Regions from separate parts of the Homo sapiens genome. Here region 1 is linked to region 2. The links are chromatin loops, found by intact Hi-C in ENCODE. Cell type or tissue: PC-3. All regions are shown on one strand.

The links. A loop is a pair of places that touch in the nucleus more often than their neighbours do. Peaks named below come from ENCODE experiments on the same cell type or tissue, not always from the same donor. Only the 100,000 strongest peaks of a DNase experiment are listed, where the experiment ranks them.
Region 1: a loop joins it to region 2, with 14 times the contacts of the local background. A loop is called at or near these places in 2 of 110 quality-filtered maps.

Annotation. Positions count from the first base shown.
Region 1 is chr2:19,098,238-19,106,237 of GRCh38, reverse strand. LOC124907738 (a long non-coding RNA gene) reads right to left here. Exons shown (of 2, transcript XR_007086235.1): 2 at 5,745-6,523. Among named protein-coding and RNA genes, the nearest start is that of LINC01376, 75 kb to the right of the region's middle. In PC-3, no CTCF peak of the experiment used is centred here; DNase peaks (open chromatin) are centred at 1,457, 3,377 and 7,557; H3K4me3 peaks cover 433 bases; H3K27ac peaks cover 4,064 bases.
Region 2 is chr2:18,881,111-18,889,110 of GRCh38, reverse strand. All of the region lies in intron 4 of LOC105373456 (a long non-coding RNA gene), which reads right to left. Among named protein-coding and RNA genes, the nearest start is that of LINC01376, 140 kb to the left of the region's middle. In PC-3, CTCF peaks have their summits at 4,626 and 4,827 (motif pointing left); a DNase peak (open chromatin) is centred at 4,820.

The DNA of each region.
Region 1 (8,000 bases), 220 kb before region 2:
TTCCAAGGGATATGACTGCGCAGGTGAATCAACTTGTCTGGGCTTCCATTTCTTCCTCTATAAAATGTAAATAATAACCCGCTCAGGGAGTGTAATGAAGACTAAATCAGGTAATCTCTGTTAAGAACTAAGCAGAGCAATTGACATTACATGTTCAATTAATAGTTATTGAAAAACATTTTAAAATAATTTTAGATTCTATCTTAGATTCAGGGGATACATGTGCAGGTTGGTTTCTTGGGTATATTGTGGGATGCTGAGGTTTAGGGTATAATTGATCACATTAACCAAGTACTGAGCTTCGTACCCAATAATTAGTTTTTCAGCCCTTGCCTCATCCCTTTCTCCACCCTCTAGTAGTCCCCAGTGTCTACTGTTTCCATCTTTATGCCATGAATATCCATTGTTTAGCTCCCGCTTAAAGTAAGAACATGTGGTATTTGGTTTTCTGTTCCTGCATTAATTCACCAAGGATAATGGCCCCCAGGTGTATCCATATTGCTGCAAAGGACATGTATTTATTCTTTTTCATGACTACATAGTATTTCATCATGTAAATGTACCACATTTTCTTTATCCAGCCCACCATTGATGAACACACAGGTCGATTCCATGTCTTTGTTATTGTGAATAGTGCTGTGATGAACATGTGAGTGCATGTGTATTTTTGGTAGAATGATATATTTTCTTTTGAATATATACCCAGTGATGGGATTTCTCATTCAAATGGTAGTTCTGTTTTGAGTTCTTTGAGAAATCTTCAAGCTGCTTTCCACAGTGACTGAGCTAATTTACATTTTCACCAAAATTGTATAAGCTTTCCCTTTTCTCTTGCAGCCTTGCCAGCATGTGTTGTTGTGTTTTGAAAAACATTTTTAAAAGGCTGCCATATTTTACCACTGATGTACTCTTCTCTCATCCTGACTTAGGCTAGGGAGATGCTTTGGGAGACTTCACTTTGGTCTCTCATTCCTGGCCTACACACAGAAGTACACAGAACTGTCTCAGGCAAAACTGGTTGAAGCGGCAGTGGTCCTTTTTTTACAAGTTAGGAATTTGTTGGCTGGTATGGCTGGGAAAGACATGACTGCCTTGCAGAAAAAAGAAGCACTCAGGAGCCAGCATCCCTGGGCTGGACTCTGGGTCCTGAGGAGACAGGGATTTCCTCCACTGCTGTCTCTCATTTCTGCTGCCCCTGGTGTACTGGCCTTACTGTCTCCAATTGTAGGTGGGCTTTCTCCCCAGAGGAGGGAATGTGTTCATAGGTAGCCTCACATCAACAATTCTTGCAGAAGACAAAATAGGGTGTGATTTTTGATAATGAATTATTCAAGGTCCCAAAAAGAAAGTGGATGACTCTTTTCAACCAGAGTGATAAAAGGAAGGTTTAGTAAAGGAGCTATTTACAAAGGTGTGTGCAGGACGTAGGTAGGGTGACTCACCATCCAGTTTGCCCAAGACTGTTTTAGTACTGAGAGCCCTCTCATCCGAATGAGAGGATTTCACAACACTCCATTTCTGCGAAAAGTAGGGTGAGTGGCCATTCTAGGTAAGAAAAACACAAGAGGCTATGCACAAGAGGCTAGTAACAGCAGGGTTGTGGCCACCCCTACTCCTCAATTGACAAACGGAGGGAGCAGTTAATGGAACTTGGGAGGAGTGTGTTGTATTGAGGGGCCCACTGCAAGGAGCACTGGTCTTTGGTGAGGGACCCAAGCAGCCTAAGGCAGCCCTGAAAGAAGGAAGTCAGGGAGATAAAAGCCCTGAACTTGCTTTCCTTCTTTTCTCCCATCTTCAAGAGTTTCAATTTCAAATCAAAGAACATGCTGGAGTGTTGTCATGAAAAGCAGATTCAAAACTGGTCACTTAGTTCACTCATTTTACACCAGTTTAATGAATACCAGTAGGTCAAGTTCTATATTATGTGCTGGTGTTTAAACAAAGGCACCTATACCAGGAGCTAAGGTGGGGAACATGGAGCCCAAGATAGAGGTGGCTGTAGTGAAGAATAGGTGCATGGTATGATGGGTGAGGCCAGGTGGATTAGGCACCACTGAGGAAGAAATATCTGGAATTTATAGCTCTGGGTCCCTGGGATTATCTTCAGAAATGGTGTTTTGTGCATGTATTTCTTTTTAAGGTCTATACTCTGTTCCTGGGGCCATGACCTTCTTCTAATTCAAGATGCAGGCTGCCTCAGAACATAGCAACCAATGAGATTATTGCTTGTTGCTATCATCAATAGAATGCGTTAAGATTATATCTTGACTCCCAATATGTAATTACTACTGACACCCACTTCCTAACTCCCTCAGGATAGGTATGTTTTATATATTATATCATGTAATTTTCATGAAAAATTATGATAAACATATTTTCCTGGTTTAAGAGGCTCAGGGACTGGGTAATTTTTCCAAAGTTGTACCTAAACAAGGACAGGAATCCAGGACTGATTACCCCTCACATTCCTTCTCTTTTCATTGTATCAGCTCAACTCATTTAATTCATGCAAGATATAGATAAATACTATGCTAGGGTCCTGTTTGAATTTCTATGGCAGAAAAAGACAGAACCTGTGACATGACCCTATATCTGCTATGTAATTGATCAGGCAAGTATTAGTGAAAGGAACTACAGGATGTGGTAGGTCACCATGCAGCACATGGCCATTTCTGTGGCTGGAGCAATAGCAGGGGGTGTAATGGCATTCTCCTCCTGCAGTGCACCCCAGATGTCAGCACAAAGTAGGCAATTCCTGCAAACAGTCCCCTGGAGCCAGGGCCGAGGTCCTTGATTGTGGCTATCCTTCTCCTGCTAATGACTTTTTCAAGCTACTTTCCCTCTCTCTACCTCTGTTCCCTGATTGCTGGGGGCTTTTCCAACTCTTTTGCTCAACCTCATTAAGAAATGCATGGATATATTTTTCTATACCAGCATTTAAGTATTTCCCCCATGATCCGTAGGAATGGTTTCCTGGAAAGACTTTGCATGGATTTTCCACTGCCTGCTGCCCTTACTAGCACTTGGGAAACTGCTATTTTTTTCTTCCTGGTTGCATTTGCCACTTACCCTACTGAAAACAGAAATTAAGACTTTAGACAGCTGCTTACTACATAAAATTTTCAAATAAAATATTCCTATTATATTCTCTTAGGGAAAAAGTTCACTCGATTAGATTAGCAAAACTAACATAAATATGAAGTAATGCCAGTGGCTGCTTGCAGAAGGTGTTTTTAACTTTCCATTTGACTTAAGCGTCCAGTGCATTGAGGTGTCTGTGACACTCTGTTCTGTGTCACATTTGTGAGCAGGATGATGTTGTAATGCTCCCGTAATGGCTAATATTATGTTAATGGAGATGGATGCCAATGTGTACACATATATATTTAGTCAGGTGGAGGCATTCCCAACTTGTAATGTAATCTGTGTGGTTTAAGAATTCACACATAAAAATGGAACAAGGAGGATTCAGCTGTGATTCTGGACTCTGCCTTTGCCCTTGTAGGAATATTTGACATTATTCTCTCACAATGGCCATTTTTCACTCTCTTGAGGAGAAAACAAAAATACTCCAACTAAATTAATGAATGTTTAGAACTCCAGTTCAGTCTTTCAAAAGGTCTAGGATGGTGCTGGGGAGGTGAAGTTGTCTGTGAGGTGGGATGGCAGGTCACTTCTCCTGGATGTGGTCTACTTGGTCACAGCCACATGACACTGAGCAAAAGGGGTAAGTGGGACAATACCAGGATAATCCAGGGGATTAACCTACCTCCTTCACCTGTGTAAGCAAGAACAGAAAGATAAAGGATCAGGAGTAAAAGACTTACCTCTGCTGCAGACTTCTTAGGTGGCTTTGGAGGAATCACTAAACTTCTCAATTTTCTCATCTATCAAAAACTTGGGACCCTCTGCTGTGGCCTTCCTCTGAGTTGTTCAAATAAAACAATTCTGTGAAAGTGCTGGTATCAATGAAATGATTTACAAAATGATGGGATTATGTAAAACAGTGACTGAAGTGGATAACTGGAGCTTGCAGAGCCCTCTCTGACCCAAGGCCAGATGTTTGCGTAACCTCTCCCTGGGTCAGCAGGCCTATGCAACACTTCTGGAGGAGGCATCGTGCAACACCACCTTTCTGTTACAACCCCACCTCCAATTCCTATCTCAGCCATCTGCGGCATATCTGACATGTTTGAAGAGCAGACACCTCTTACCAGACACTTTCTTATAATGTTACAGGATCATAATTTTAAATTATAGAACACAGAATCCAATCATTTTTATAGTCAGTAAATCTCATGTGGAAGCAGAAATGCCTCCTGATGCACCAAAATGTCAGTCTCTGAAGGCTCCTTTCCCCATGTAGAGGATGCCATGGGAGTCAGTCTTCCTGGCTAGATTTTTTTCTTCTCCTGTGTGGCATGCCTTTATTCTTGCTAATCCTGATATTTGTCTTCCAAAGCCTTGCACGTAGGCATCATCTCTACAACTTCTGAGATTCACAGGCCATGTTTATATTTTGCATCATGGAGATGATAGATTTTTAAAATTTCCTCTGACTCTAACATTCACAGCCATATAACTTGGTAGAAGTCACCTAGTCCAGTCCGGGCCTGGGCCACCCTCATGAGAAGTCAGTGAGATGAGATTTTGTGATCTATAGAATAAAGGAGAAGATGGAATCTGGACACAAATTATACAGATAATTGAGGGTATTTTGACCAAGATAGCCCTTGCATCTGAGTGAAGAATCAGGAAGATTTTATGTCTGAATGAGTAACAGTTAATTTGGCCTTCTCATTCACTTTGTGTAGATGCATGCCTATATAAGTGAGATTCCAGGAGGCAAGCAGGTAGTTTTAGCTAGATTCAAGAAAGAACGTCCAACAGTGAGAATGAGGTGCAATTTCATGGGCTACATGAAAGGCAGGGCCCACTTTAACACAGGAATGGTTTGATGAGAGCTGTACAATCAGCTGGCAAAGATGTTATAGCTATAATTTTCATTGGGATAGAAAGTATTGGAGTAGAGGTTGAATCAAACATTCTAGGCAGTTGCTTGCAAGGCTGAGATATTTTCACTCACTAAATAGGTGGCCAGAGGAGTAGTTCTCTCTCAGAAACACACACACATGCCACCACCACCATCACCACCACAAGGCGCAGAAGCTTTGTACAAGTTCTAAAACTTAAAGCCTCTCCATAGAGATCAGACCCCTGCCCAGGAAAACACTGAACAATGGCAGATATTCAAGGGAATTTTGCTTATTGGTAATTAGCTAACTTGTTTGTCAGAAGACCAGTACGAAAGGAGGAAAGAAGACATCTTTGCAGGGGGAGGAGAGGGAGGGAAGATACAAGAAAACAACTAGGAGACACATTTTACCTTTTGGCCTTATTCAAACACTGTGTAGTGGGCCCCAGGAATCTAGTTCTGGAGCTAGTCCATCAAGTAAGCCTTCGAAAAGTTTGCACAAAAGATTCTTAAGTAAGCTCATAAATGTGACACCAAGCAAATACTTGGCAAAATTTAGCCAAGTCATAAAAAAAGTTGCTGGGGCCATACAGCAACATTACCTGAGCTGGAAAAAGCTTGTCTGTAGGGCTTCTCTACCCATAATTAGGGATCAGGTAAGTGACAGAGATTTCAAGCTTTATTTAATTTGGTCCTGGACCAGTTCTTTCTGGTCTCTAGACTCTTGTCATAAAGGGGAACCAATATAAAATAGGACAAGACCAAAGAAAACATGTGAACTTTTTATTATAGAAATGTGAACTTTTTATGGAAGAATCTGGCCTGATGTGAACACATCACTGCTGTGGAAGCTGGGCACTGGGCTCCAGGTCATGGGCTGTTCTTGGAATTATCTTGACTGCATTCTTCTCTCAATTATTTTGTTTGTAATTAAATAACTAGAATCTTCTATTCAGTCCCTGATCAGAAATGGTCACTGCCAGAGAAAGTAGATGTGGAGGATGGCTCAACCTGACATTATAAAAACCTGAGTATTAGTTTCTTAGGCTGCCGTAACAAAGTACCACAAACTGAGTGGCTTAAGTAACGCACATTTATCATCCAACAGCTCTGGAAGCTGGAAGTCTGAGATCTACATGTTGGCAGGGATGGTTCCTTTGAGGGGCTGTGAGGGAGCAGCTGTTTCATCCCTTTCACTGAATTCCTAGTGGTTTTCTGGAAGTCTCTGGTGTTCTTCGGCATGTTGAAGCAGCATCCTGGTCTCTGGCTTCATCTTCACATGATGTTCGCCTTGTGTGTGTCTATGTCCAAATTCCTCCTTCTCATAGAGGACACTGTCATCTTGGGTTAGGCCTTCCTAATGACCTCATTTTTACTTGATTACCTCTAAAAAATGCCTATCTCCAAATAAGGTCACATTGTGAGGTACTGCGGGTTAGAACATCACCATGTGAATTGGGGGTGTGGGAGGGGTACAGTTCCACCAATAACAACCTGATTTCTAAAGCCAAAACAGAAGGGAGATATTGTTCATTGAAGTTTTTAATCCTGTGGAAAGAAATAATTTACAAAGCCCTGGTGAAGATGATGATTATAGCACTTCAGAAGCACCACTTTAATAATCTACTTTTGTGTGTTATTAGGCTTATTGTTCATTGCCCCCTGTGTAAAAAGTCTCATTTGAGAAATTTATAGTATAGGTAATGCCAAGAAAGACCTAGGTTGACCTCATCCTTTTTGATAATAAGGACTAAGTAATTTACCACGTTTCATTTCTTTCTGAGGTTACCTTCTAGTAAATCTCAGAGCCAAACGTGGTACTCAGTCCTGGTTCCTTCATTTATTTCTCCCTCTTTTGTTGAACTTGGTTTTCAGTTCCTGTTTTTCTGCTTTTGCACGTGATCTTAATGTGCCTCTGGCCAGCTGTATCCCAGACTTACTGGAGAGAGATGGGTGCACTTTGATGCAGTGAAAAGACCAACCCCAATGTCACTACTGCCTCTTCTGCTTACAACTCCTGGAGCTACCATCCATTTATGTCCTTCTCAGTGAGGTTTGCCCAAGCATTTGGTAAACTATATCTTTCAATTTACCTCCAAGCTTCCATCTCCCTGCCAGAGCTTTTGAAAACAGTGGTTAACCCTGCTTAGAGCATGGAGCTGTTCACTCCCTTGAGTCAGATTTTTATTTGAAAAGAAATTCAGCCTTAATAGTGCAGTACCACAAAATACAAAAGCAACTTCTTTGTGTGACAAACAACAATGAATGAGCAAAATGTCCTGTTTGTGCTTAAACAATCTTTGGAGAAGACAGCTGTCGTTTCTCTGAGACAGGAGACATCTAAAATACAGGGAAACACACACACCACCACCACCACCACTAATACTAACAATAACAAACTATGAATTCATAGTTCAATGTTTTTTTGGGGTTCCTTTGTATCACACTGAGGGGATCATAAAATAAAATATTTGATTAAAATCTTTAATTTATGAATACCTCATTAGGCATCTGAAACTGGAATTTACCTCAAGAATTTTACTTGGGGTTTGACATTTTTTGAATCATAACATGGGATTGTGAAGTTTAGTCACTGTTGATTCAAGTTTGCGGACAACAATAAAATGAAGAGGCTTAGTTCTTAGCACATTGAATTAGGGATTCAAACTCTGTGTGTTTGTTCTGTGTTGCAAACTCATTTGTCCATTGGATTTTTAAGATCTAAATTGGTATTTAGCTACACCTATACCCTTTTCAGTTTATTAAAATTTATAAATCATATATTTTTATTTCTAGAAAGTCTTTTTGCTTGGTCTCTAAATGACTTGCTTTCAGAGTATATCTTATTTTTAAAGTTCTTTTTGAACTCTTGCATCTATTCAATGTCAGTAGAAGTCATCTCTTCTAAAGGCACATCCTTATCCCTGAAAATCCTTAAATATGTTGTTATAAATTTTTTTGCTTGCTCATTTTTCTCTATAATTAATTTCAGCAAAGGCACCATCAGGTTGGAAGGTCTGTGAAA
Region 2 (8,000 bases):
ATCCAAGGACCATATTTGCGGTCATTGTCAATATCCATGGAATCAATCTAGCAGCAAATCAAATTCTTCCACCTCTGTCAATTCATAGAATTATGTTACTACCTCCTTGCACTGATGATGATGGTGATGATGATAGAAAATAATATCAATAAAACAGCTAATATTAGCAGTTTTCTACCTACCAGGGAATTTTCTTATTTAAACCACATAACTCTACAAGTTAGTGATTAGGTACTTTCTTTGTATTTTAGTTATGTGTCTAATTGCTGTCTTCAGATGGAATATACATGATGAAGGATCTGAGTTTACATAACCACAACCTTCAACCCTGTCCCTAGGTAGTCCCTAGTCAATGCAATGAAATAGAACAAATGTCCATGGGAGAGACTCACGTGTTTCAGAATACTTGGGGTATGGTGATCATATCTGCTCTAAATAACCAACAAAGATTACATCAAAACAATAAATATGCATAAAGAAACAAACAAAAAAGGCCAGACTATTAGAGTGTTGCTCGTTTACCTTGCGACTTGGCTGATCATCTTCAAGGGACATACAAGTAGACTAACATTTTCAAATGACTATAGCCTGATAATTTGTACTCAACTTATACACGTGGTTCCTGAATAAAGGATAATGGATAAGAATTGCCTTGAGTGAGAGACACAGTTCGAAGAGCTCATCACTATAATGTTTATCTCCATCTAATATTTTTTAGGAGTTGGAGGACATGACCTTGAGTCAAGGCCCTGAAGTTGGTATCACTCTTAGTAAATGGGCCACCACACATGATGGTACTCAGCTCCTCGTGGCCACAGCATCATTACTTAGGAGGCTTCTTCCAGTTTTTATTATTTTTTATTTTATCTATTTTGTTACTTTTTTTTAGATCATGCTCTCTCACCCAGGCTGGAGTGTAGTAGCGTGATCATGGCTTACTACAGCCTCAACCTTCCGGGCTCAAACAATCCTCCCACCTCAGCCTCCCAAGTAGCTGGGACGACAGGCACATGCCACCATGCCTAGCTAATTTTTGTATTATTATTATTATTATTATTATTTTGTAGAGATAGGGTTTCACCATGTTGTCCAGGCTGGTCCTGAACTCCTGGGCTCAAGAGCATCTTCCTCAGCCTCCCAAAGTCCTAGGATTACAGGCATAAGCCACTTGCTCTTCCAGTTTTTAGACGAAAAAGTTAACATAACTCTTTTTCTTTTTCCTCTATAAAATGGACTGAAGCAAACGAGGAGAACATAAAACAGAAACAGGTATGCTATTTTGATGAGTCTATGGAACACCTATAACTCCAAACCACAATGTATAAATAAGGGCCGCTAGGAGAAATAAAATGGTAATGACAGTAAGAGAGGATGCCAAAAAAGGCACCTAGCTTCAAAGACCTTGGGCCAGAGCCAGATGTGCATAATGATTATTTCTTTGAAAAGATACAAGAAGTATGCATAAACTCATTGTACAAGCCTCTTGGAATCCAGTTAGACTCTATGGCATACTAAGCAAACTATGGTTGGATAGCAAAGGAGCACTATCTTTGAAGAAGGAGAGGCCCATTGTGGGCAAGGTGCTAAAGAAAGAATGGCAATCGGCCAGGCGCGGTGGCTCACGCCTGTAGTCCCAGCTACTCGGGAGGCTGAGGCAGGAGAATGGCGTGAACCCGGGAGGCGGAGCTTGCAGTGAGCCGAGATCCCGCCACTGCACTCCAGCCTGGGCGACAGAGCGAGACTCCGTCTCAAAAAAAAAAAAGAAAGAATGGCAATCAAACAGCCCTGAAACTTAAAATTACCTCTGCGTGTGTGTGTGTGTGTGTGTGTGTGTGTGTGTGTGTGTGTCTCTGTCTCAGTCTCTCTCTCTCTCTCACACAAACACACAGACACACAAACACACATGCACACACACACACACACACACACACACACACATCTGAATCCTGTAACATCATGTAGTTTTACTGTAAGCAAAAGATGTTTTATTTTCTCCTGGCTTTTGTTTTTGCCCACAGGACCAACTCCATGAGTTAGTGTTGGTAAACAGACTCTCAAACTCCCTGCCTGCTACTCAGAAGAGCTTCCGTTCATCGTTTCTACCCACTCATCCCTTCTCCACAAAATTCTTTCATAAATATCTTGTTCAGAAAGAATTCCCTCTGTTCAAAGGTAATTTAAAAAACACAGTAACAAAAATAATTCAACTTGTCAAATCTATGAAACATATATTTTTAATTATAAAGAAAATGAGAAATTTAACTGGACAATAAAAAGATGGATGAAGGGCTTGGTGTGGTGGCTCATGCCTGTAATCCCAGCACTTTGGGAGACTGAGGCAGGTGGATCAGCTGAGGTCAGGAGTTCGAAACCATCCTGACCAACAAGGTGAAACCCCATCTCTACTAAAAATGGAAAAATCAGCTGGGCATGGTTGTAGGTGCCTGTAATGCCAGCTACTCAGAAAGGCGAAGATTGCAGTAAACCGAGATCGTGCCACTGCACTCCAGCCTGGGTGACAGAGCAAGACTGTCTCAAAAAGAAAAAGAAAAAAAAGATACATGAAGAACCACACCATAAAAAGTACACCATAAAGAAGCAGAAAATTTTGCCACGTATTTTCAACAAAATTTGAGAATTTAGAGGAAATAGGGCCTTTATGGGGGAAAAGTCCAATGTGGAGCTAGAGAGAAACAATGAGTAAAAGATTAGAACACCAAACTGTCAGAGGTAAGGGAAAACATGTAAGAGGTAAACAAAACATCAAAAGGAAGCAGAAAAGAAAAGAGTAGAAAGACTGCTTGAAAAAAAAAAAAGCAATAGCAATAATGACGGCAGGCTCAAAAAACCTGAACAAAATTATTTTTTTAAGATTTTGAAGGATTAATGGGAGGATGATAGGTGTGGGAAACCTACAAAGGGGTGATAATATATGCATAATTGGTGTCCCTGAAGAAAAATATAGAGCAATTGGAACAAGAACAAAATATTTTAAAACATACTTCAAGCTATTTTTTCTAAAATTTAGAAATACTTTAATCTCTACATTTAATAGGCACATCACGTTTTAAGAGGAAAACAATAAAGATCAATCAACGTGGATATATATCGTAGTATGTTCACAGATTCACACTATGTAGTAATTAATCCTGGAAGCATGTCCAAAAAAACAAATCAAATAATCTATAAATTGACAAAAGCAAATATTTGGCATTAACTGTGGCCACCCAGTTTCTGAATACCTTAGTACATCTAGGCAATTCTTCCCCACATTATCAGTCTTGTTGTGAAGTGCAGAGACCAATCCTAATTTGATGATGAGGAGTGAAAATGCTAGATACTCTCTTTCCCAGTCTTCCTTGTATTTAGGGCACAGCATGGTGATGTGGGATTCACCAATCAGTCACACTCATGTCATATCTTAACCCAGGAGATAGTAATGTGAGGGCGAGGGGTGAGGGAACTCTGTCTTTGGAAGTGGCCACAAGTGGTGGCTGGAAGGTCAGGTTTCTGGCACTGATACCTCAATCAAGTCTGGAAGTAGCAGTGGTGAAAATTGTAGTGTCTAGTACTTGGTAGCAGCCCTAACAGTTTCTTTTTTTGTTTGCCATAATATGCTGTTATTTTTGATCTTCGGATGCAGAGTTGAGCCAATTATGCTCCTCAGTTTATTTACTCTATGATCAGTTCATATACAGTAATTCTCTTATTTAAAATATGCATTCATTTCCTTTTACCTCCCAAGTAATTTCACTTATACTCTATATGTTACATTCTGTAAGATATATACCTATAATATAGATATCTGATATATAGATATCATATAGTATCTGATATATATCTTTATAATATAATATAGACATCTATATAGATATCTATAATATAGATATGTAGAGGCAGAGAGAGATATATTCATGTAAATTTAGTTTTGTTTTGGATGTATGTCATTTTAATTAATAAAATGATTTCAAGTTACAGATGTCATTCTGTATTTTTTGTTTTATTTTTTTAAATATACAACAGTTACACATGTTTATGGGGTATATGTCATATTTTGATACATGCATATGATGCGTAATGATCAAATCAAGGTAATTAGGATATCCATCATCTCAAGTATGTATTATACATTTGTGTTGGGAACATTCCTAATCCACTCTTCTAGCTATTTTGAAACATACAAAAAAAAATTGTTAACTATAGTAGGCCAATTGTGCTAATGAACAGTAGATCTTATTCCTCAATATAACTGAATTTTTGTATCCATTAACCAATACCTCTTTATCCCCTACCCACCACAACTTCTTCTAGCCTCTGATAACCATCTATTCACTAATTCCATGAGATCAATTTTTTAGCTCCCACATAGGAGTGAGAATAGGCAATATTTGTCTTTCTGTTACTGCCTTATTTCATTTAATATAATGACCTCCAGTTTCATCCATGTTGCTGCAAATGATAGGGTTTCATTATTTTTGTGGCAGAATAATATTCCATTGTGTATATATACACAGACAGACACACACACACACACACACACACACACACACACACACACACACACACATACCACATTTTTATCCATTCATTCGTTGATTCCATATCTTGGCTATTGTAAATAGCGCTGCAATGAACATGGGAGTGCTGCAGACATCTCTTCAACATATTGATTTCCTTTCTTTTGGCTCTGTACCCAGCAGTGGGAATGCTGAATCATAAGGTAGTTCAATTTTTAGTTTTCTCGAAGAAATTCTCTACTACTTTCCACAGTGGCTATATTAATTTACATTCCTACCCACACTGTAGGAGGGTTCCCCCTGCTGGTGCCCTCTCCAGCATTTGTTATTTTCTGTCTTTTTGACACATGCCATCTTAATTGCAGTATGATATTTCACTCATTCTGTTTTAACATGTTGTATCAGCACTGAGTTATGCGTCTTTATGCATGATGTTGTGCATGCATCTAGGTTTTTTTCTCTTATTCTAACTGCTGCATAGTATTCCACAGTGTGCACCCACTAGTTTTTGCCCATCTCTTTCCCCAATGAATGGATGTTATTTTCTACTGTGTACAGCTAAACAATGTTTCAATGCACACCCTAGTACATAATCTCTATGGACATCTGTGAGAATTTCACTGAGATATATGCCTAGCAACAGAATTGCTGAGTCATAGGGTATAAGTTGAGTTAATGTAACTAAAAACTGACAGGTTGCTTTCAGAAAAGCAGCAACAGTTACACGTGTACAAACAATACATAAAAATTCTCTACTGCTGCTAAAACTTGGCACTATGAAGCCTCTACTGCTGCTAAAACTTGGCACTATCAAGCTTTCTAAATTTTGCCAATCTGATGTGTGACAGTGATACTTATTTCTAGTTTTAATTTGCATTTCTTTAATAAACAATGTTATTCAGTATCTGTTCATATACATATTTATACCCATGGCTCACTTTTCTGTAGGATACTCTTTTTCTGATTGATTTAAATGATTTCCTTATATATCTTAGATTATCATCTCCTACACTTATATTCATTGTAAATATTTTCTCCCAATGTGCATGAAAATTCTGTCCAATGTTCTTCATTAAGCAGAAATATGTACATTTGCTGTAATCAAACCCATATTTTTCCTATTGTATGTGCTATTGGGTTTTGCTAAATACCACTACCCAAGGTCCAAAAGTATTGTACATATATTCTCTTCCATTAACTTTCTTGTTTTACTTTTTGAAGAAAAGTTTTAACTAATTTTTGCATACATTAAAGGATAAGGAACAAGTTGTATTTTTCTTCATAAAGTAAGGCTTTTTCCCAACGTCATTTTGTACAGCCTCTTTTTTCCTATTGATTTTAATATGCTCATTATATATTAAGTTACAATTTTCATTTATCTATGAATTCTGAGTTCTGTTCTATTGGTCTATTTGTCTGTTCTTATATCTGTACTTATATTTTTCTCATTATTTATTTGTAGTATGTTTTAATATCCAGCAGTGTAATTTCCCCTGCTTAACTCATTTTATAAAGATTAACTCGCCGGGCGCGGTGTCTCACGCCTGTAATCCCAGCACTTTGGGAGGCCGAGGCGGGCGAATCACGAGGTCAGGAGATGGAGACCATCCTGGCCAACACTGTGAAACCCCGTCTCTACTAAAAATACAAAAAAATTAGCCGGGCGTGGTGGCGGGCGCCTGTAGTCCCAACTACTCAGGAGGGTGAGGCGGGAGAATGGCGTCAACCCGGGAGGCAGAGCTTGCAGTGAGCCGCGATCGCACCACTGCACTCCAGCCTGGGAGACAGAGCGAGACTCCGTCACAAAAAAAAAAAAAAAAAAGATTAACTCAGCTATTTATTGATTTTTATTCTTCTATAGAAATTTTACCTTTAAAAATCATCCAAATGAAGAATAATTTCCTTTAAAACACTAACATTGGTCTCTATGTTGATTAGAATTGTATTGACTTGACTTATTAATTTGGAGAGAATGAAAGCATTATCTTCCCACTTATACAGAGTGTATTACTCAGGGTTCCCTAGAGGGACAGAACTGATATATATATATGTATATATATACATGTGTATATATATATATATGTGTGTATATATATGTATATATATACATACATATATATATATATCTCCTTAATAAACTCTCATCATGAGAGTTTATTAAGTATTAACTTACATGATAACAAGGTCCCACAATAGGCTGTCTGAAAGCTTGAGGAGCAAGGAGGGTCAGTCCGAGTCTCAAAACTGAAGAACTTGGAGTCCAATATTTGAGGACCAGAAGCATTTGGCACGGGAGAAAGATCTAGTTGGGAGGGTAGGCCAGTCTCACCTTTAGATATTTTTCTGCTTGCTTTATACTCACTTGCAGCTGATTAGATTGTGCCGACCAGATTAATGGTGGGTCTGCCTTCCCTAGTCCACTGACTCAAATGTTAAACTCCTTTGGCAACACTAGCACAGACACACCCAGGACCAGTAATTTGCATCCTTCCATCTAATCAAGTTGACACTCAGTATTAACCATCACAAGTCCAGCCCTTGTCAACCAGAAACCATACACATCTCCTGAGATCATACATAATCTTCAAATAAAGACAATAATAAGGTCATAATTATGCCTAACATAATACAACTATCCTTCGTACAACCAGAAACACACCAATTCCCAACCCAAATACTATTACATAAAGTTAACAATACTTAAATACTGATATGAAGTCAATAAATCTTATATCACATAATAAAGTAAAAGAAAATAAAATGAAGATATTTTCTTAGTACAAGTGTATATATGCACAAACATATTTTTAACAAAAAAGGAAGAAATGCTCATGACAGTTACACTCCTCATTTCTGCAGCTGGTCACGTGGTTGTAGCTGGTATTGATGACTACCTTCCTCTACTACCCATTCTGTATTCCCTTTGCCTTCAGCAAGCACCTCAGCAGGTCATGGCTTTTTTTTCCTAGTGGATTGATCCAAAACTTCATTCCTGAGGGGTCTGGACCATTTGTAGTACTGCCTGGACTGGGCAGTTGTAGTTTCCCATTGACCTTAATCAAAGGGCATGGTAATACTAACAGATGCCCTAATGGATCCCCTGTATTCCATGCATACCCTTCCTTACCTCTGTTAGGGAGTAGCAGGCTGATTTCATCTTGATAGTCCGGGTCAACCACCCCAGCCAACACTGTAACTCCCTTCTTAGCTTGTTGACTTAAAGGTAGGTGGAGCCCAAAGTGTCCAGGTGGCAATCTTAACTTCCAGTTTAATTGAATTGTTGTCTCCTGGTGGCAGCATTCCTCCCTCTGGAACTAAGACCTCTAAGCCAGCGGAATGCAGTGCTGCATGAGCAAGAATCAAAAATTTTGCTAGTGGATCGTTATGGGTGATGGTGAGTGGTGCCACTTCCACTTCTATCCCTTGATTCCTGAACCCATGAATCCTGGCTATGGGAGAAACAGTACCATATATTGGATGCTG